2 separate regions of the Mus musculus genome follow, and region 1 is linked to region 2. Evidence: chromatin loops called from intact Hi-C (ENCODE). Cell type or tissue: left cerebral cortex. All regions are shown on one strand. Links, peaks and the distances in the headings refer to the core of each region. The heading gives the core; the rest is flanking DNA.

Region 1 (10,008 bases), core at 3,281-8,280, 59 kb after region 2:
ATGCTACCCGGAGCCAGGGCCGGAATGATCTCTTTCCCAGAAACCTCCTCTCCTCCTGTATGGGATTTTCTTCTAGTTCTCTCTTTCGTTAAGGTGTGGCCCTTGGCAGAGGTCCAGCTTTGAAAAGGGGTCTCTAATCTTCCTCTTGGCTTTGAACTAGAGTCTTTATAGGATTCCAAGCAGAGGGTCCATCCTCTAGCACCTGGGGCCAAGGAAGCCTACGCTCTAGCCGCTGGTCTCCTCCAGTTTCCGCTTCTCGCACATTGCCTGCCCCCTCCTGATTTTTGTTACTTTGTGGGGGTTTTTTTTTTGTTTTGTTTTTCTTGTCTTTGTTGCTCCTTTTGCCAGCCCACCCAGTTCCACTTTTCTGAAGGGTGAAACCCTCCAATGGCAAGAATAAGAATTTCCTTATTCTGCAAAGTTTGAATGAATACACTAGTGTCCCAGTTTCCCTAAAGTATCCCCTATCTGGAATTGGGGCAGAAAAAAAAAAAAAACAAACCAAAAAACAAAAACAGGACACTGCTTAGAGAGTTCCTCTAGCTGGTCCAGGTCGGGAGCTGGGAGGAGGGGCATTTATAAATTGGGAAGACTATTCCAGCTAGATGAGTCCCTAGTGGCAGAACTGAAACTCCAGAATGAAGGAGCTTGGAGAGACCGGCTCCAGGCAGCTGAGAGAGGAGGCTGGGCTGCAGCAAAGAGCACCCTGCTGAATTTGAATCCCTAATTTTACCATGCGGATGTTCCCTCCTCCTTACAGTCAGGGCCCCCTCTATCCCAAGCTGGCCTAGAACTCTCTGTAGCCGAGGATAACTCCTTGCTTGTGATTCTCCTGCTTCTACCACCGACGTGCGGGTTCACAGGAATGCCCCACGGTCTCCAGTCTCCCCTTCATCCTAAGGAAGATTATAAACTAACAGCGAGGGGCCAGTGAGATGCCTCAGTGGGATAAGGTCTTTGCCACCAAGCCTGACTATCTGATTTTAATCTCCAGCATCCATAAGGTAGAAGAAGAAAACAATTCCTAAAGCCTATCCTCTGACCTCCGTGTAATTTGGTCACTCCTCTAATAAACAAAAGAAAATAAGCATAAAGGGCCTTCTCCCTTCAATGGCCCATGTCCTTCTGTACAAACTCTGATTAATGCCTTGTAAGTTCAGTTAGAGCGAGGAACCTGGTTGGCTAGTAAACCCCACATTCTCCCAGTCCTGTTGTTTTTTTTTTTTTCTGGTGCTACTGGGGAAGGGGCCTGTTTCTTCTACTGCTAAGCCCAGTTCCAAAGCAACAAGCAAGCTTGGGTGGCTTTCCCTGGGGTGGCAGCTGGCTGGGACGCCAGCCAAGTTGCCTTTTGGTCTTCTGAGGGGAAACCAGGGTACAAGTTGGGGCGAGGGGCTGAAGAGAGGGAGGGCTCAGCAGTCTTCAAGTGTCTGCCAGGAGACGTGCCCACCTCTACAACCAGATGCCTTCTCATTAAAAATACAACTTGGGGGCTGAGGATGTAGCTCGGCTGGGAGAGGGCTGGACTAGCACTCATGGCACCTTGGGTTCCATCCCCAGCACCACATAAAATGGATAGGGTAGTATGCACCTGTAATCTTAGCGCTGTAGAGGGGTGGAGGCAGGAGGGGCAGAAATTCAGGGTCATCCTTAGCTACAGAGTGAATCTGAGATCAGGCTGAGATACATGAGACCCCGTTTAAAAGCAAAACAACAACAAAACCAAGTTGGATAGCTAGGCAGGGTAGTGTATGACTATACTCCTGGTACTTCTGAGGAAGCTGACAGGGAGAATCATCGAGACTAGGATTTGAGGCCTGCCTGGGCAACAAAGGGAGACTCTGTCTCAAAATAAGTAAATACATACATTTGATTTGAATGATTCCATTAGATATTGTATTCTTGGGGCTGGAGAGATGGCTCAGCTGTTCAGAGCATTTGCAGCCTTTCAGAGGGCTCGGGTTCAGTTCCTAGCACCCACAGGGAGGCTCATCAGCATCCGTATTTCCAGTTCCAGCGGACTTGATGCCCTCTTCTGGCCTCTGCAAGCACTACATGCACATGATACACAGACATGCATGCAGGCAAAACATCTATACACATAAAATAACAAAATAAAGATAACCGAGGCTGGAGGCAGGTCCTCTGGAAGAGCAGCAGGCACTCTTAACCGCTGAACCATCTCTCAGGGGTTAAGAACACTCACTGCTCTTGCAGAGGACCCTTATTTGTTTCCCAGCAACCACAAGGCAGCTCACAACTCTAGTTCCAGGGGCTTCAACATCTCTTTGGATTTCCTAGGTTCCTGTTTTCAGGATGTATATATATATATATATATATATATATATATATATATATACACATATATATATACACACACATATATCACACATACATACAGTAAAATTAATAAAATATAAAATAAAATATTCTTAAGGATCATATACATGCTGGTTAGTAAACTTTGGAGAAATTTATTCAAATAATGCCTGGCCAGGATTTCTCCCTCTTTAGAATTTCCTATTGATCCCAGAATAAAGCATCACCCATTAAGTGGCTTAAAAGAAGGAAAATTTTAGCCTAGTGTGGTGGCATATGCCTTTAATCCCAGCAGTTGGGAGGCAGAGACAAGTGGAAGTCTGTGAGTTTGAGGTCAGCCTGTTTATATAGGATATTTCAGGCCAGCCAGGGCTACATACACAGTGAGACCTTGTTTCTGTAACCTCCACCCCCTCACAAATTCCTTTTTTTTTTTTTTAAGATTTATTTATTTATTTATTTATTATATCTAAGTACACTGTAGCTGTCTTCAGAAATACCAGAAGAGGCTGTTAGATCTCAGTACGGATGGTGGTTGCTGGGATTTGAACTCAGGATCTTTGGAAGAGCAGTCAGTGCTCTTAATTACTGAGCCATCTCTCCAGCCTACCTCCACCCCCTCAAACAAAACAAAAACACTGGACATTTTTCCTCACATAGTTCTGAAAAATAGAAATCCAAAATGAAGGGGCTAGCAGAGGGAGTTGCCCAACCACAGGATTTGTCCTGTGACTTTCTCTTAGCTTCTGATGTCACCAGAAATTTTTAGGTTCCTTAGTGTCTAGCTGTACCACTCTGCCATTGTTCACACTAATGTAAGCTGTGTGTGTGTGTGTGTGTGTGTGTGTGTGTGTGTGTGTTATGAGTGTATGTATCTGCCTGGCTGTCCTCTTAAAAAATACTTTTATTTTTGCTGAGTAGTGGTGGTGTATGCCTTTAATTCCAGCAAAGGCAGGCAGATCTCTGAGTTCAAGTCCAGCCTGGTCTACAGAGTGAGTTCCAGGATAGCCAGGACTACACAGAGAAACCCTGTCTCAAAAAAAACAAAACCAATCAAACAAACACAATTATCTTTATTTTTGCATGTGTATGTGCACATGTCATGTTTGTGTGTGCCCAGAGAGGCCAGAAGAAGGAGTTGGATCCCCTGGAGCTGGAGATAAAGAGAACTGTGAACTGTCTGACACCAGACCTACTACAGGTTCTCTGCAAGAGCAGCAAGCACTCTTAACCACTGAACTCTCCAGCCCCATATGGTGTTCTTACAAAGTCACCCATCAGGACTAAGGACCTAGTGTAATGCAATATGACTTCCTTTTAGCTTAGCCTATTATATCTGCAGTAGCCCTTTCCTCAAGTTAAGTCACATTCTGCAGAAATGGGAGTAAAAGATTTCAGGACAAAATCTGTTTCCCCTCCCTCTCCCTTCCCTTCCTCTCTCCCTTCCTCTCTCCCTTCCTCCTTCTCTCTCTCCCTCCCTCCCCCTTCCTTTCCTCTCTCCCTCCCTCTTTCTCTCTGTCCCTCCCTCCCCCTTCCTTTCTTCCCTCTCTCCCTCCCTCCCCTTTCCCTTTCCTTCCTCCCTCTCTCCTGAGTTGTTGCTGCTGTTTGCCTTCTGTTTTGTTGTTTGGGACAACTATCTAAGTAGCCCGAGTGGCCTGGATCTCTTTGTGATTTTCCTTTCTTACCTTCTAGCAGGCACAGATTGTAGGAATGTGACACCACGTACAGCTGCAGTTTGAACCTTGATTCTAGTCCAGACTCTGGTCTAAGAACATAATAGTATAATAAGTCAACTCTTTAAATAAGGAGAGAGAGAGAGAGATGCTGAGAATTGAACTTAGGTCCTCTGGAAGAGCAGCCAGTGCTCTAAACCACTGATTTATCTTTCCATCCCAACCTATTTTCTCTCATTCCTTCCTTCCATTTGTTTGAAGCAGGGTCTTACTATGAAGTCCTGACTAGCCCAGAATTCACCGGATTAGCCTCAAATTCACAGAGATCCACTTGCTTCTGCCTCAAAGTGCTAGGATTAAAGGTAACCAGAAAGAGAAAATTCTGGATACTTTAAGAAAAATAAATGATTTTTAAAATTACAGTTATGCCAGGCAGTGGTGGCACATGCCTTTAATCCCAACACTCAGGAGGCAGAGGCCGGCAGAGATCTCTGTGAGTTCCAGGATAGCCTACACAGAGAAACCCAGTCCTGGGGGAGGTTGGGGGGGGGGGAGCTATTACAATTACAAGGGAGACTGGAAGAAACAAAATGGAGCTTTTTTGTAATTTGGAGTATGACAGCAACATTATTTTGCAATTACCTCAGATAGTGATTCTGTTTTCCTTGTGCTTTGTCTGCTCTGTATTCAGAATACACATGTAATGCATTTACATAATGAAGTTTAGGTGGTTTTGTGTCTTTCCAGAATGTTCTTTGCTATTTGTGGTGATTTGAATATGCTTGGCCCAAGGAGTGGCACTATTAGGAGGTGTGCCCTTGTTGGAGCAAGTGTGTCACTGTGGGTGTGGGCTTTTCTGTTGTTGTTTCGTGCATATATGATGTATATACACATACCTGAATATAACCTGCTTAGTCTGCATGTTGCTTGTATGTATGTTTTCAGGGCTGACATTTGGTATGGCACAAACAATTAGTGTGCTCTTCCTTGGGGAAGACTATTTCTCCAGGTCTCAGCATTCCTTAGTTGATCCTCCAGTCTCCTGCCTCCTGAGTTCTTACTACATGTACCACTGCCTGTGGTTTATGCAGCGCTGGGGACAACGGAACTCAGGGCTTTGTGCATTGCAAACACTCTACTCAAGGACCCATTTGACCAGACTTCTCTGGTATGTTCTACAATCTGTTCTAATTAGCTCTAGTGTTGTGATGATTCTTTTGTGTTGTCAGTGTAGACACTCACACCCCTGAAGACAGTGATATTCTTCTACAAATACGGTCCAGCCTGGTGGTCTATATTTCTCTCCACTGTTGGAAATTTCCAGCATCTTTCAAAAACCTGCTCCTTCATCCAGACCCAATAGCTCCATGAAACCTCGTTTAACTTTCCCAGACTACTTTCCTTGAGCTTTAGTAAAACTTAGCACGGGGTTATAACCATTGAGCACTTATATTTTCATTCTCTGCTTATAAAATTTATTTCTCAGAGAACGGGGGTGGGGGGAGGGAGGATGAAGTAGGGGGTTCTTAGCTAGGCTGTGAGTCACGATGGAGAAATGTATTTGGAGGAGGGGAGAGATGACACTTCCTTATGCATCTATGCATTCCTTATGCAGATTCACCCCTAGAGAAGATTGAGGAAGTGAGGGAAGAGAGAAGGGAAAGAGAAAGAGGGCGTGCCCTAAGAATTCAATGAATTGGGAGGAGAGCGCCTGCTAACACTAGCTGGAAGCACGAATCCTGATTTGGGACCATGGCTTTTCTGCCCCACTGCGGTGCATTCCGTAGACGCTAAGCCCTAAACTCCTGTGGGAACTTGATCAACTTGGAAATGAACTAAAATGTTCTATCTTCGAGGCTTCCCCTGCCCACGCGCCGCTCTGAGGACTATGCCCAGCCTTATTTCTCTGCCGTCTCGGGAAGAGTCCTGCCACCTAGAGGCTGGATGGGAAACTCGTCTTCCTAAGGATGGTCCACGCCTGCGTCCCTCTGTTCGCGCTGGCTGGGGTCCCCGCTTTTGGAGCAGACTTTACGTTGGGGATGCCCTTAGCTAGGGACTCAGGCTTACGTGGGCAGAGGCTGAGTTCTTTCCCTCCGCCGCCTTTTATAGGTCTAACTCGTCTCACCGAAGCAACAAGGATGCGATGGGCTTGAAGGCACAGAGACCCGGCCAGCTCAAGCTCCTGAGGAAAGCGGGCAGGAAGCCCGGGTTGGCAACTGCGCTAAACAAGGCGGCTTTCTTTAGCAGAACGCCTTCGGACAAACGGCCAGGAGAGCAGGCAGGGAGGCGGCTGTCAGGCCCGGAATGCACACACCTGTACCTGACAAGGCTTCTTTGAATCCCTTCTGCTCTGTAGTCTCCCCCGGGGTTGGCTTCAGGCACCGGGAGGGGAGTCTGGCAGCGAGTGCCCTGGGGAGGAGCGCCCCGCCCAGACCTCCAGGAGGAGCGGCCACCGGGGGAGATTCGGCGCCAGCACGAAGCTGAAGTTCCCCTAAAGCTTCCTCCAGGCTCCCGGGCTCCCCCGGTCCCCGACCCCACCCCCATCCCCGCACCTGTAGTTTCTGCCTCTGCCACGCCCTCGGGCCCACGACAAACAAAGCTTCCTAGAAACCCAGTTTCTGAAAGGATTTCAGACCCGGGTGGACCACAGCATGCTTGAGGCAAAACCTCTTTTGCCCTCTCTACCTAAACCTTGCTCATGTTTCATTTTCTTGCTTCCTAGTTAATCATATATTGGATGAAAAAACTGAGGCTCACAGATGATACGGTGAATGATACTTGCCTTTTCCTAGCTGCTGGGTTGCAAAGCAGTGTTGTGTATATCTTTTTATTTTCTGAGACAGGGTTTCAAGTAGATCAGGCTAGCCTCAAACTCACTATGTAGCTGAGGAATGACTCCAAACAACAACTCCTTTTAAATTTTGACTTGTGTGTATGCACATGGGTACGTGTTCCTGCATGTGTAAGGCAAGAGATATCAGGCATCTTCCTCTGTTATTCTCTCTCTCTCTCTCTCTCTCTCTCTCTCTCTCTCTCCCTCTCTCCCTCCCTCTCCCTCTCCCTCTCCCTCTCCCTCTCCCTCTCCCTCTCCCTCTCCCTCTCCCTCTCCCTCTCCCTCTCCCTCTCCCTCTCCCTCTCCCTCTCCCTCTCCCTCTCCCTCTCTCTTGGGACAAGATCTCTTATTGAACATGGGGCTTGCTGATTTGGCTAGACTGATTCCCCTTTGTGCTCCAGGGATCTTCTTGTTTAGACCTAGATACAAATCACTACACCTAGCTATTTTTGTGGATGCTGGGGTAATTCAGGTCTTCATGAATACATGGCTCATTTTATCTACCGAGTCATTTCCCTAACCCCCTCTGCCCCTCCGATCCCCCTGTTCCCGTCACTGGTGCTGGCCTAGTTTATGTGGTGCTCCCTCCTTTAGGGTCTCACTACATGGCCCTGGCCAGCAAGGAACTTACTAGTCTGACATTGAACTCACAGAAATCCACCTGTCTCTGTCTCCCAGGTGCTAGGATTAAAGTCATGATCCACCGCACCAAGGCAAGTTCAAATCTTTTAAAATATGTTTTTAAAACTATCAAAAGAAAAAGGAAGGAAAGGGCTGAAGAGATAGCTCAGTGGTTAAGAGCACTGACTGCTCTTCCAGAGGTCGTGAGTTCAATTCCCAGCAATCATATGGTGACTCACAACCATCTGTAATGGGATCTGACGCCCTCTTCTGGTGTATCTGAAGACAGCCATAATTGTACTCATATACATAAAATAAATAAATCTTTTAAAAAACAAAGAAAGAAAAAGGAAGGAAAGAAAAAGAGGAGGGGGGATAGAAGAAAAGGTACAGGTGATAACATCCAGTCTTAAGTCATTTTTCCTCACAGCTGATAAATGCATGGGTCACATGTGTAGTTACATTCCTAGTCATGAAGGTAGTTCCCTGCTAATGGGTAGACATTCTTGATAACTGGAAGAGCACTAAAACTGACTTCTGCCTGATCCATGGGATAAAGACCAAGATGGACCCAATGGATGCCAATGAAATTTACTCTCTACCAGCATACCACATTCCTGAAGAAATAGCTATGAAAATCACCTCTAAAGACTTCACACCTCACACCCCAATACCTAGAGGCAGAGGCAGGCAGATGGATACAAGCTGCAGGGTTGGTGAAACCCCACTTCATTTTGCATTTGCCCATGAAGAAGGCAGTTATATTGGGTATTGGCTATAAAGTTCCACACAATTTGTCAAATGGTGAGTCCAAGTACATTGTGGTTCTAGAAATAGTAATTATATAAAAAATGGAAATTGATGTAGACAGAGGTCCTCCTATAACAATAGGTTCTTCATTTGTGGATTCAACTAGCTACAGGTCAAAAATGTAGTTAGTGGCCATTGAGATGGCTTGGGGAGAAGAAAGGCACCTGCCACCAAACCCAAGGACGTGAGTTCAATTCCCAAGACCCATATGGTGGAAGGAGAGGACCTGACTTTGTGACCTATACATACCTCCATGTGCTCCCCTATAGATGTGAGTAGAAGATTATATAGGTAGGTCTAGAGTGTCTGTGCTGTTCTGAACATGCACAGCCCTTTTCTTCTTGTTATTATCCCATAAGCAATACAGCATAAAAACTATATAAGCACCACTTACTAGAAGTAAAATAGAGGTGATTTAAAGCACAGAGGAGGTGGTATGTAAGTGATAGGCAATCTGTGCACCATTGTACACAAGAGACTTGAATCAATGATGCTGGTATCCATTTGGAGTCCTGAAACCAATACCCCATGGGTACAGAGATGTGACTATGTAGTTCCTAACATTTAGTATGTAGCTACTGACACAGTTTAAAAAAAAATCCCTCCACACTAATTTTTAAGGACCAGAAGCACCACTTGGTTTGCATCTGACAAGGTCAACAGCACACCTTCACCATCCTGCCTCAGGGATCCATGAGGTGTCTCAATGTCTGTCATAAGATAGACCAAGGAGATCTGAGTCCTCTGATATCTTGGCACTATTGATAATATACTAATCTGTTGAACTGGAAGCAGCAAGTCATTTAGGTGACTTAATAATATACACAAATAGGAGCTCAGGACACAAAGTTCATGAAAGTCCAGGGCTGGCATTTCAGGAAGGCTCTGTACCCTGTGGCTTAAGTACATAAAGTTGCTCTTCTAAACTCCACTTCACAAAAGAGACAGATGCTTTGTAGGCCTTTTCTAAGTTCTATAGGTAACATCTACTACACTTCAATGTGCTATTTGGACTTGCCGGCCAAGTAGTAGACAAGGATGTAAGTTTTGTATAGAAGTTTCTTTGGTTTGTTCTTTTTGAGACAGTATCTCAATGTGTAGTCTAGGCTAGCCTCAAATTCTCAATCTTCTCTGTGTTCCAAATACTGGGATGACAGGCATGTTCATACACATACACACACTCAACCATACACAGTTGAGGCTAATAATGTTGAAGGATAAGAAAAGATAAAGATGAGAAGGCAAGTCTTCTATGCAAACTGCATTTTTCAAAGATGCACTTGTTTTTTATGGTAGGGATGTGTTTTGCCTGCATGCATGTGTACCATATTCATGTACTTCCCTCAAAGGCCAGAAGAGGGCGTTGGTTGTTTGGAACTGGAGTTGTAGACAGCAGATAGTTGTCTCATTTAGTAGGAAGAAGCATATAGGTCTATGTGTGTGCTGAGAATGGAACCTAGGTCCCCTGGGAAAGTAGCCAGTGCTTTTAACTGTTCAGCTACCTCTTTAGCCCCTGCAAACTGCTTTTGAGGCTATTTCCAACATCAATTTCTGTTGTGTTGCCTTGCTTTTAAATTTTTACACATTCATTTGTCTATGGTGGTTTTTGTAGTAGGGGGGAGAAAGTGGGGAAGAGTTTGCAGGAATCAGTTCTCTTCTACTAAGTAAGTGAGTCCTGGGAATGGAACTCAGGTGGTTAGCCCCGGTAGCAAGCACCTTTACTGGCTGAGCCATTTGGCCAGCTCCCCAGCCTCC
Region 2 (10,008 bases), core at 1,897-6,896:
GGGGGGAAGAGGAGGTGGGAGAGAGAAAGTCTCAGTGAAACTCATTGCCTTCTATCTAACCAAAATAGTAATTAAAAACAAGGACCTCAGCTTCAGAAGGTGAAAAAAAAAAAAAAAAAAAAGAAGAAGAAGAAGAAAAGTGACTACTTTTGATCCTAATTTGACCCTACTGCTTGCAAAAGTTTAAAAAAAAAAAAAATCGAGGATAACTTTGCTCACAAGTGTGCCTGCTGGGTTTGACATTAGTCTGTTTGTATTAGTTAGTTGTTGCAGGGGCTGGAGAGATGGCCCGCAGGTTAAGAGCATTGGCTCTCCTTGCAGAGGACCTGGTTTTTGATTTCCAACACCCATCCACTGGCTCACAGCAGCTGCCTGTAATTCCTATTCCAGGGGATCTGATGCTCTCTTCTGACCTCTGCAGGAACCAGGCACATACGTCAAAGAGACATACATGCAAACTGAATATTTATACAATAAAAAAAAAGAAAAATAAGAAACATGGGAAATGCTTGGTACTTCCCAAGTTTATCACAGCCTTTAGTAGGTGCTGTCATCTACATTAATTTTTTATTATTTGTAATTATGTCTATGAGTGTATGTCTGTAAGTGCACATGAGTACCAGTGCTGCAGAGGCCAGAGGACTCCGGTCCCCTGGAGCTAGATTTATAGACAGTTGTGCTCTGCCTGATGTGAGCATTGGGAAGCCTACTTCAGTCCCCCGTAGGAGCTGTTCATCCTCTTATCTGCTCAGCCATCTCTCCAGCTCCTGTTACAGTGTTTCTAATTTCTACATTATCCATTGATTCCATACGAGCATTTCCAACCCTCTACTTGCTCATCTGTCCTGTTAGTGGATGGTAAAGCTGATCTTGATACTTGTTTGAGCTCTTTCAGAGAACAGAAGCCGAAGGTCAGGAACACTCTGCTCTAGACACACAGGTTTACTTAGCATCCCAGGATGAGTTCAAGCCATTTTTATCTTCTGAGTTTCCTTTCTAGTTAGGTGTGAGGTTGCATGCCTTTGATTCCAGCAGTGAGGAGGCAGAAGCAGGTGAGTTTGAGGCCAGTCTGGTCTACATAGCATGTTCTAGGATAGCCAGGGTTATGAAGAGAGACTCTGCATTAAAAAAAAAAATTTCCCCCCTTTGGGCTAGAGAGATGGCTCAGTGGTTAAGAGCACTGACTGCTCTTCCAAAGGTCCTGAGTTCAAATCAGATCCCAGCAGCCACATGGTGGCTCACAACCATCCGTAATGAGATCTGACACTCTCTTCTGCAGTGTCTGAAAACAGCTACAGTGTATTTACATATAATAAATAAATAATTCTTTAAAAAATTCTTTTCTATACCAAATCAACCCTCCTCTGTCCCCCCCGCCCCGTCCCATCAACCCCCATCTTTCTCTCCCTTTCTCCCTCCCTCCCTAGACCCATCCTTGTTTCTCCCCCTCCTTCTAAAACATAGATTAGTGCATTGGTACAAAGTACTTTGTCAGTTTTTGCACACCTGTCTTGTAGCCTGGCTCCTGCATCTTCCCATGCGCATCTGTGGAGTTATGCAGGCACATAGCTATTGCTTATGGCTTTTCACCCAAGTTATCTGAAAACAATATCTTGATTGATTCTGATACCTTTCTCACACATCCCCAGCTCGCAAACAGTTGCTTAATCATCTTTGTGTATAGTAGTGTCCCCCATTACTTATACAATAGATTATGCTCCCAAACTCAACAGTGTCTGAATCACTAGGTGGGGCTGAGAGGCTCAAAAGTGCACAAGCCATAGGGAGTTAGCTCAGTGGTAAACCTGCACTGGTCCAGTTCTGGGTTCTAACTTCAATCCATAGTTCTAGAAACAGAAGGAAGCAAAGACAGAGCATAAAAGCATCTTTCCTGGGTGGGTCCAGGGCATCAGTATTTTAACCTTCTTCCTGATTCCACAAAGGGAGCTGAAGCACTGATTGGCAAATTCATCAGCTCTGGCTAGGAGGAGTCAACCAAATCAAGTGTAGAGTTAGGATGAACCATAACATTCCATCTGTCACCAAGTTCCTCCTTCTCATCACCATGGTCACCATTTATGAGAAAACACGTATGGGGTGCCTATTAACTGAAAGGCATCTCCAGTCTCACAAACAGAGGCAAGGCAAAAGGCCCTGGAGGATACAGACATGAGAGCTTCGGCTGAAAGAACAAACCTGGGTTCAATTGGAAATCAGTTAAGAATAGATGTGAATGCATGGAGCTGGGTGAATGGGGAGGTGGGGAGGATCTTGTAGTGGTCGGGGGAGAAGAACCATGATCAGAATATAGTGTAAAAAATTACTATTAATTACTCCTCCTCCTACTATTACTCCTCCTCCTCCTCTTCCTCCTCCTCCTCTTCAGAGTTTCTCTATATAGCCCTATCTGTCCTGTCCTAGAATTCATTCTGTAAAACAGGCTGGGTCTTGAACTTAGAGATCTGCCTGCCCCTTCCTCCCTAGTGCTAGGACTAAACACATGCAACACCACTGCCTATCCAGAAAAAATTTTTTTTCAATAAGAAAATTAAAAAAAAAAAAGAAAAAGAATAGATATATCAAATGTGGTCTTGTGTGTCAAGTGTGTCAGCATTGAGGAGATTAAGGCTAGAAGATCAGGAGTTCAAGACTATCTTCAGCTTTGTAGTAAGTTCAAGGCTAGCCTGGGCTACATCAGCCTCTGTTGCAAAATATAAAACAACCCAGCACAGTGAAAGCAGAAGCAGGTAGATCTCCATGAGTTTGAAGCTAGTCAGAACTACAAAGTGAGATCTTGTCTCAAACACACAGTGCCCTTAAACACACACACATATATATAAAACATATATGCATTTTATTAGTTTTATTTTAATATATTACACACTGCATTATATTCTATAATAATATATAATATAACATATATCATATAGCTCATATATCTAATAATATATCATAATATATGTGTGTATACATGTATGTATATTTGAAGCTTATACAAAGATCATATATATATGACAGAGGCCAGAAAGCTGATGAAGTCATTGCTGGTTTAAAATCAGCCAATTTGAATATATGTGAGAGACATTTCTGAATGAAGTCCATGATTACATCTGCCAACTCCTGCATCCAAAGATGCTAAGTGGTTTCTGAACACTTTGATTTATTTCTGGCCAACCAACATGGAGTGTAAGCAGGCTGGGAAAGCCAGGCCATGGCCCTGGCTGGTTTAATAGAAGAATGGAAGTCCTTCATTCATCTGTATGCAGGTTTTCACTGTTGTATACCCAAGGACTTCTTGGCTACAGAAATCAGGCAGTCATGAAGAGTCCAGAAGCCTACTAAATTTTGTCAGATATGGTAAAGATAAGTCATTGAATTCCTCTTTTTCAATTTTGTGAAATGTGGGGAAATAGCTATCTCATGCTAATATTCTAGGCCTGTCTCTCTCTCTCTCTTTCTCTCTCTCTGACTATCTCTTTGTCTTTCTCCCTCCTTCTCTCCATTCCTTTCTTTTTCTTTTTTCTCTCTCTTTCCTTCCTTCCTTTTTCTCTCTTTAGTAATTTATTTTGTGTATATGTTTTGCCTGCACTTACTCATGAGCTAGATTCCCAGCCCCACACCTTTGTGAGACAGCGGAAGAATTAATTTTTTTTAGCAGAAAACTTCTGTCTTCACAGAGATCACATGCCTGATTGAAGATTTACAAATTGGCATCAGCATATCTTTAAATAACTTCTGCTCTTTTGGAAGTCTAATTTACCCTTAGTGAATCAACTTACTTTATACAGCTATGGCAATGAGACCTTAGGCCCTGGAAGGGTGGGCATAGGATAGCCTGAGCTTCCAGAGTCTCTTGGTTTCTTGGGTATGACTTTCTCTTCTGAAGCTCTGTGAGTGTAGGCATCCAATGTTCACCATGTGTAGACAGTGCCAGAGTCTAGGTTTATTCTCAACATTTGGGGGGAACAGGGTCTCCCTTACCTATATCTGGCTAGCCTGGAACCTACAGTGCAGACCAGCTTAAAACTGTTCCCTTGCCTCAGCCTCCTGGGTGCTGGGAATACAAGCGTGTGCACCACCGTGCCCAGCATGGCTTGTTCTTGAGTTCATAGTCTTGGTTACACCACCTCAGAAAATATTTGCATATCATTGGAAAGCTTGTTCCCCAGCTGCTCACTCCATTTTCCATTACCAGTCATAAATAGATGTAAACCATACATATTTGGTAAGGGGGTGGGGGGACGGTCCCTTCAGGCAGGACGATTGGGCCCACCTGCAATCCTAAACACTCGCAAATCCGAGGCAGCTGGATTGCTGAAAGTTCGGGCCAGCTTGGGCTACACTGCCAGAGGGGGAAAGAATTCAACTTCAGTGAAGTTTTGATTTACTTGAAGGTTGATGCACTGGAGCGCTGACTATAACATGCCAGATAGAAAGCCTTGTAGGAAACACGGGTACAGTGATGGTTCTCGGATTTTAAAATTACATTGGTTTATTATTTATCTGTTTGTTCTCTCTCTCTGCCCCTCTGTCTCTGTCTCTCTCTGTGTGTGTACAACTTGAGGGAGTCAGTTCTTTCCTTCCACTGTATGGGTCCCAAGGACTGTACATAGATCGTAAGCCTGGTAGCATACACCGTTACTCACTGAGCCACCCATGATTTCCAATTTTTGGAAACAACCACATGCAGCACTTGTCCACATTGGTTGGCATTTTAAATGAAGAGCAACCAAGGTCATTTTCAATTCATATGGCCCTGTCCCTCTTCTAGAAAGAGGAGACAATGCCAGCAAACCTATGTACCCATGTTTCTTTCTCTTTCTTTTTTTAATTTTTATTTTTATGAGTACACTGAAGCTTGTCTTTGGACCTACACTAGAAGAACGTGATTTCCAACTACCCCGGGAAACGCTGTAACAGCTGCAAAAGGTCGGTAGGTGGCTCTGCTCCTTTTAAATAAATTTATAAAAGACTCAGAACATGATCTGCTAAGCAGAACTTTTAATCAAAACAATAGACCACATCCTGAAAACTGTGGCCCCCTCCTCTCCTTTAGAATAGATGGGCGGCTTTAAAATTAGACCCAGGAGAACAATCGCAAACTGTGTATGGTTAAGCAATTTGTTAGGAGACCAGGGAAAGAATTATATTGTGAAGAACAGTTACAAAAAGGAAGATAGAGTCTGTCTCTTCATTCTTTACTTCCATTTAGAATGAAAGCAAACTGAGTATTGAAGCCTTCTGAACACTCACTTCCCATGCTTTACACTTCAGGTCACTCTACAGAAACGTTAGTTATTTAAAGTGTGTGCGTGTGTGTGTGTGTGTGTGTGCGTGTGTGCGTGTGTGTGTGTGTGTGTGTGTGTGTATGTGTGTGTGTGTGTGTGTGATTGCCCTCTAGGTCCCCAACTTTTACCTAGACCCTGTCATCTTAGCTTTAGCTCACACCTTTATACTTAAGAAAACGAATACCCAGTAGGGAGTTATAAAATTATAAGTGCTTGCCAAGCTGGGTCATAGTTTTCCACCTTGTTAACATTTCAGGAAAAGCCTCACCTAAAACCAAAGCCATTTGGAGGAATGGGAAGCCTGTTTTGTTTTTTATCTAAATAAAGAAAAATGTGTTTTAAACTAAAATATCGTTAAGGAGTCATAATTTCTCTTTTCAGACTCTTCCAAACGTCTTCAAAGAAGCAGGTGTTTTACAGTTGCAGTAATATCTCTCTGGTTCCAGAAAAGAGGATCGCTTACTTTCAAATGAGATAAACATTTTAGGCTTTCAAGTTTGCTAAGTACATAACTCTGATTTTAATTTTTAAAATTACTTTATTTACTCACTTATGTGGTGCGGGTGTCACAGCGAGTCAAATCATATAACTTTCCCGCGTCGGGTTTTCTCCTTCATCCCAGGGATCAAACTCCAGGCTTTAGGCGGGAAGTGCCCTTACCGTTCAGTCACCTTGTCGACAGACCCGGTCTGGCTTTTGTTTGTTTTCTATTTTGTTTTTTTAAGAGGTAAAAAGTTTAAAGTACAAAACTAAGACAATCATGTACATAAATAAATGTGGGTGCGGGGATTCTTTAGTAATATTCTAAACTGTCAGGCTGTAATCCGAAAATAGAAAAAAAAAGCCACCAATAACTTCGCCGCTTAAAGGAGAACTTTCAGATCTGTTTTTATCAAGAACACCTTTAGAAATATTTTGGATGGTAAAAGAGATAATTTTCTCGCTGTCGTTTTGGGTCGTTGGGTCGACACAGTATTTAGCTAATTGCTCTCCTGATGCTCAGAGAACCCCTTCAAAACTCGGAGAAGCTGAGAATAAAAAGACCCAGGCTATAAGCGCGTCTTGAACTACTTTAAGCTTTCTGCTTTTAAATGTTAATTCCAAAGCCACTTACCTAGCCGTCTTTGCAAATTTACCTTTTGAAAAATAACTGCACACCAAAATTCGGAACAAACCGGGTGAAATGAAATGAACAGTGCTTCCTGATTGTAAACAAACATACGGTTTAACTAGAAAGATGAATCACCACAAAAAGAGACAGTAAAAAAACAAAACAAAACAAAAACTTGAGAACCATTTCACACTTGGCCCAGAGTCGGGAAGAAAGGGTGCCTGTCGGGTTGTCATTCATGCATTCACATCTATTATTTTTGATGGCATGGAGCTGATCGATGGAGACCGAACGTGAGTGCTGTGCTAAATATGAATACTTCGAATGAAAAAAAAAAGTTTTAAAACTTTGGGACTTGTTAGAAAGGGAAGTGGAGGCTAGAGCAAATAAGTAGTCAATCCACTCAAACGGATTCACCAGCTTTTTAGGGACCAGCCGGTCCAGTTGGTGAAGTCTGTCTGTTGTTTCAGTACTCTGCTTTTTAGAGTAGGTTGATCGTACGCGGGCTAAGATGGGAGGATGGAGGGGAGGCGAGAAGGATGGATGACCAGACCGTAGGACAGGAGGGCCGGATAAAGGAAGGACCGATGGACGCTTTTCACCTTGACTCCGGAGCTAGCAGAAAGCAGCGGGGACCAGGCAGGCGGGGCAAAGGAGGCTGCATTCTGCTCCCGGGCACATGGGGCGTGGCGAGGGCGTGGACTGTGGAGCCTTGGTCGCCCAGCCTCCCAGGTATAAGAGACGCGGTACCCCCGCCCTCGGCGAGCTCCTCAGCGCTCCAAGTCGGTAGTCGCAGCGGAGGCCAGGGCGGGCCGTAGGGTTGGTCCGCCAAGGGATGCTCTCTCCGAAGTGCCGTGGCCAGCCCCGCTCTCCCAAAGCCGCTGCCGCTCTGCACCAGCCCTCGGTCGCCGACATGGCCCTGTATTGCGGCGACAACTTCGTATACTCGCAGCCCGCCGCCGCGCCTGGTGCGCCCCCGACCTCCAGGGCACCCTATGGGCTGTCCGACTACGCCGCACCGCCCGCTGCAGCCGCCAACCCCTACCTGTGGCTCAATGGGCCCGGCGTGGGCGGCCCAGCCTCCGCTGCCAGCTACCTAGGGGCCCCGCCGCCGCCTCCCGGAGCTGCGCCCGGACCCTTCCTGCAGCCTCCAGCCGCTCCGGGCACCTTCGCGGGCGCCCAGCGGGGCTTCGCGCAGCCCTCGGCGTCCGCACCCGCCTCGCCCGCCGGCTCGGCAGCCCCTGGCGAGCTGGGCTGGCTGTCGATGGCCAGCCGCGAGGACCTGATGAAGATGGTGCGACCACCCTACTCGTACTCGGCGCTCATCGCTATGGCCATCCAGAGCGCGCCTGAGCGCAAACTCACCCTCAGCCACATTTACCAGTTCGTCGCCGATAACTTCCCTTTCTACCAGCGCAGCAAGGCCGGCTGGCAGAACTCCATCCGCCACAACCTATCACTCAACGACTGCTTTAAGAAGGTGCCCCGCGACGAGGACGACCCAGGTGAGGATGGTTGGGCAGGTGCTTTCCGGCCGCGAAGCCGCGCACTTATAGGTCCTGAGAGCCGGAGCCCAAGATCCGGTCTGTGCGCGACCGTGGGGCCTTCTCATTACTAGAGCGGAGAACATGAGGGGTTAGTCACCCAAACCTGGTCTGGTAGGGATGCAGGAAACATCAGATCTCCACAGAAGACATGGTCCCTCACACTCAGAGCAGAAGCTAGAGGGCTAAACCAAAAAGTCCATACTCTCAAACAGGAGGTCGATTCAAGGAACAGCGTAAGTCACAGGAAGATAGATCGGACAGGGACAGGGACTCTCAGAAGCAGGGTGTTACAAATGATGAAAGAGGACATTGGGCCTCATTTCCTCCTTTGAATTCCTAAGGATCGATCTCCCTTTGTGGGCTAACTGAGGTTTGGGTAAGTTAAGATACGAGCACCCCGAATTGGCTTCCTGCTAGTCTCAATCCTGTACCTTGAGTGAAGAAGACTGCATAGGGCTGGGTTCTGAGTACTCCCTTACCTGGCAGAGGGAGGTGGAAGAGGAGTGAAGCTTACCAAGAAACAGATTCTTGCTTGAGGCTTCTTGAATGAAGCCAGAGCGGTTGTATTGGGGGATGGAACCCAGGGTCTCAGATATGCAAAGGATTAGCTCTACCATTGAATTACACTACTCTGTAGAATTCACTCTGGAGCAGTTTTCTAGTGCTGATGCTGTAAAGTGCAAAGTACATTTAAAAAGTTAATGTGATTAGGCATACCTTATCATTTAGGAGGTAGAGACTGGAGGATCAGAGAGTTCAAGGTCAGCTTCGTAGACTTTCTCTTAAATCTCACATTCTGTGTATGTTTTACAACACATTTTCATTTGGATACATCAGGTATCTTGATGATAGCCATTAGTGCCCGGTGGTGACACTTGTACAGGACGTGCAGTTTTTGACGATGCAACTTCCTGACTTAGTCTCTAAACCACCCAAGATTATTATATCAGTTGTCACATGTATTCCTTTGAACTTTAAAAAGTTCAAAAAATATTGTATCTGGGAAAGCTTTTTAAAAAACTACCAAATGAAGTGGACATTTCGGGATATGTCAGTAGGACTCAGTGGGCAGTGATGGCTTGAACCAAGTATTTGGAGGTTGGGGGTGGAGCTCAAAAAATACAGCACTTGCCTGGTATATTGAGATCTTGGGTTTACCCTCTTGCACTGGGAGAGGATGAAGAAAAGATAGTGATACCAAGATGGCTCAATAGACCTATCCAGATAGTTACAGATTCATTCTCTCTCTCTCTGTGTGTGTGTGTGTGTGTGTGTGTGTGTGTGTGTACACTCTTTACAGAGGCAAAGACAGGCATATCTCTTGAGTTTAAGGCCAGCCTGATCTACATAGCGAGTTCTGGGATAGGCAGAGCTACATAGTTGAGAGAGAGAGAGAGAGAGAGAGAGAGAGAGAGAGAGAGAGAGAGAGAGAGAAGGTTAGGAGACAGTCTACTTTAACGCTGCTTCTCCATGATGACAGTTGTGTGTGTAACTGGGCATATACAGCAGGTATCCAGTCTGCACCTCATCTCTCATCTGAAAATGAGGGCTGTGGTCCTGTTGCCTGTCTCCACAGAGCTGAGAGACATCTGAGCTTATCTATGAGAGCAGTCACTGCAAAGCAGTAGGTTAAGACCTTGAAACAGCAAAGGCCAAGTTAGGAAAAGCTGTTTGGGGGAAATCCTTCTGAGGTGATCGAGATATGTCCCACTTCAGTTATAGGAGGGCATTTCTTTCCTACAGAAGGCAAGTCTCGTGTGTATTTTAAATGAGTGCAGAATTTTCACAGTGGACATCTTGATCTTACAGGGATGTATTCTATTCAGTGATGAACATGGGAGGTTGATTCCCAGTTTTCTTGTTCTGCAGACACACATCAGTTGAATTGTTAAGACTTAGTTGATTGCTGGGTAGTAATTTTTTTTAACTACCATTTTGACACTGTCGTTTTAAAAAAATGATATTCTTTTCAGTTGTAGGACTTGCATATTTTTTTCAGAAAAAGTTGTAGTAAATCTGTTAGCTGTTGTGCCAGCTACATCATCAGTTAAGCCCAAATTAA

The links. Hi-C counts contacts between places; a loop is a spot of excess contacts. Peaks named below come from ENCODE experiments on the same cell type or tissue, not always from the same donor. Only the 100,000 strongest peaks of a DNase experiment are listed, where the experiment ranks them.
Region 1: a loop joins it to region 2, with 2.1 times the contacts of the local background. A loop is called at or near these places in 5 of 42 quality-filtered maps.

Annotation. Positions count from the first base shown.
Region 1 is chr6:71,006,977-71,016,984 of GRCm38, forward strand. No RefSeq gene overlaps it. Among named protein-coding and RNA genes, the nearest start is that of Gm23485, 28 kb to the right of the region's middle. In left cerebral cortex, for the core only: a CTCF peak has its summit at 5,932 (motif pointing left); DNase peaks (open chromatin) are centred at 5,961 and 6,142; H3K4me3 peaks cover 1,055 bases.
Region 2 is chr6:70,949,297-70,959,304 of GRCm38, forward strand. It overlaps Foxi3 (forkhead box I3), which reads left to right and starts at 7,310. Exons shown (of 2, transcript NM_001101464.1): 1 at 7,310-7,904. The coding sequence starts at 7,313. It also overlaps a transcript of Tex37 not described here. In left cerebral cortex, for the core only: a CTCF peak has its summit at 4,914; DNase peaks (open chromatin) are centred at 4,926, 6,309 and 6,676; H3K4me3 peaks cover 6 bases.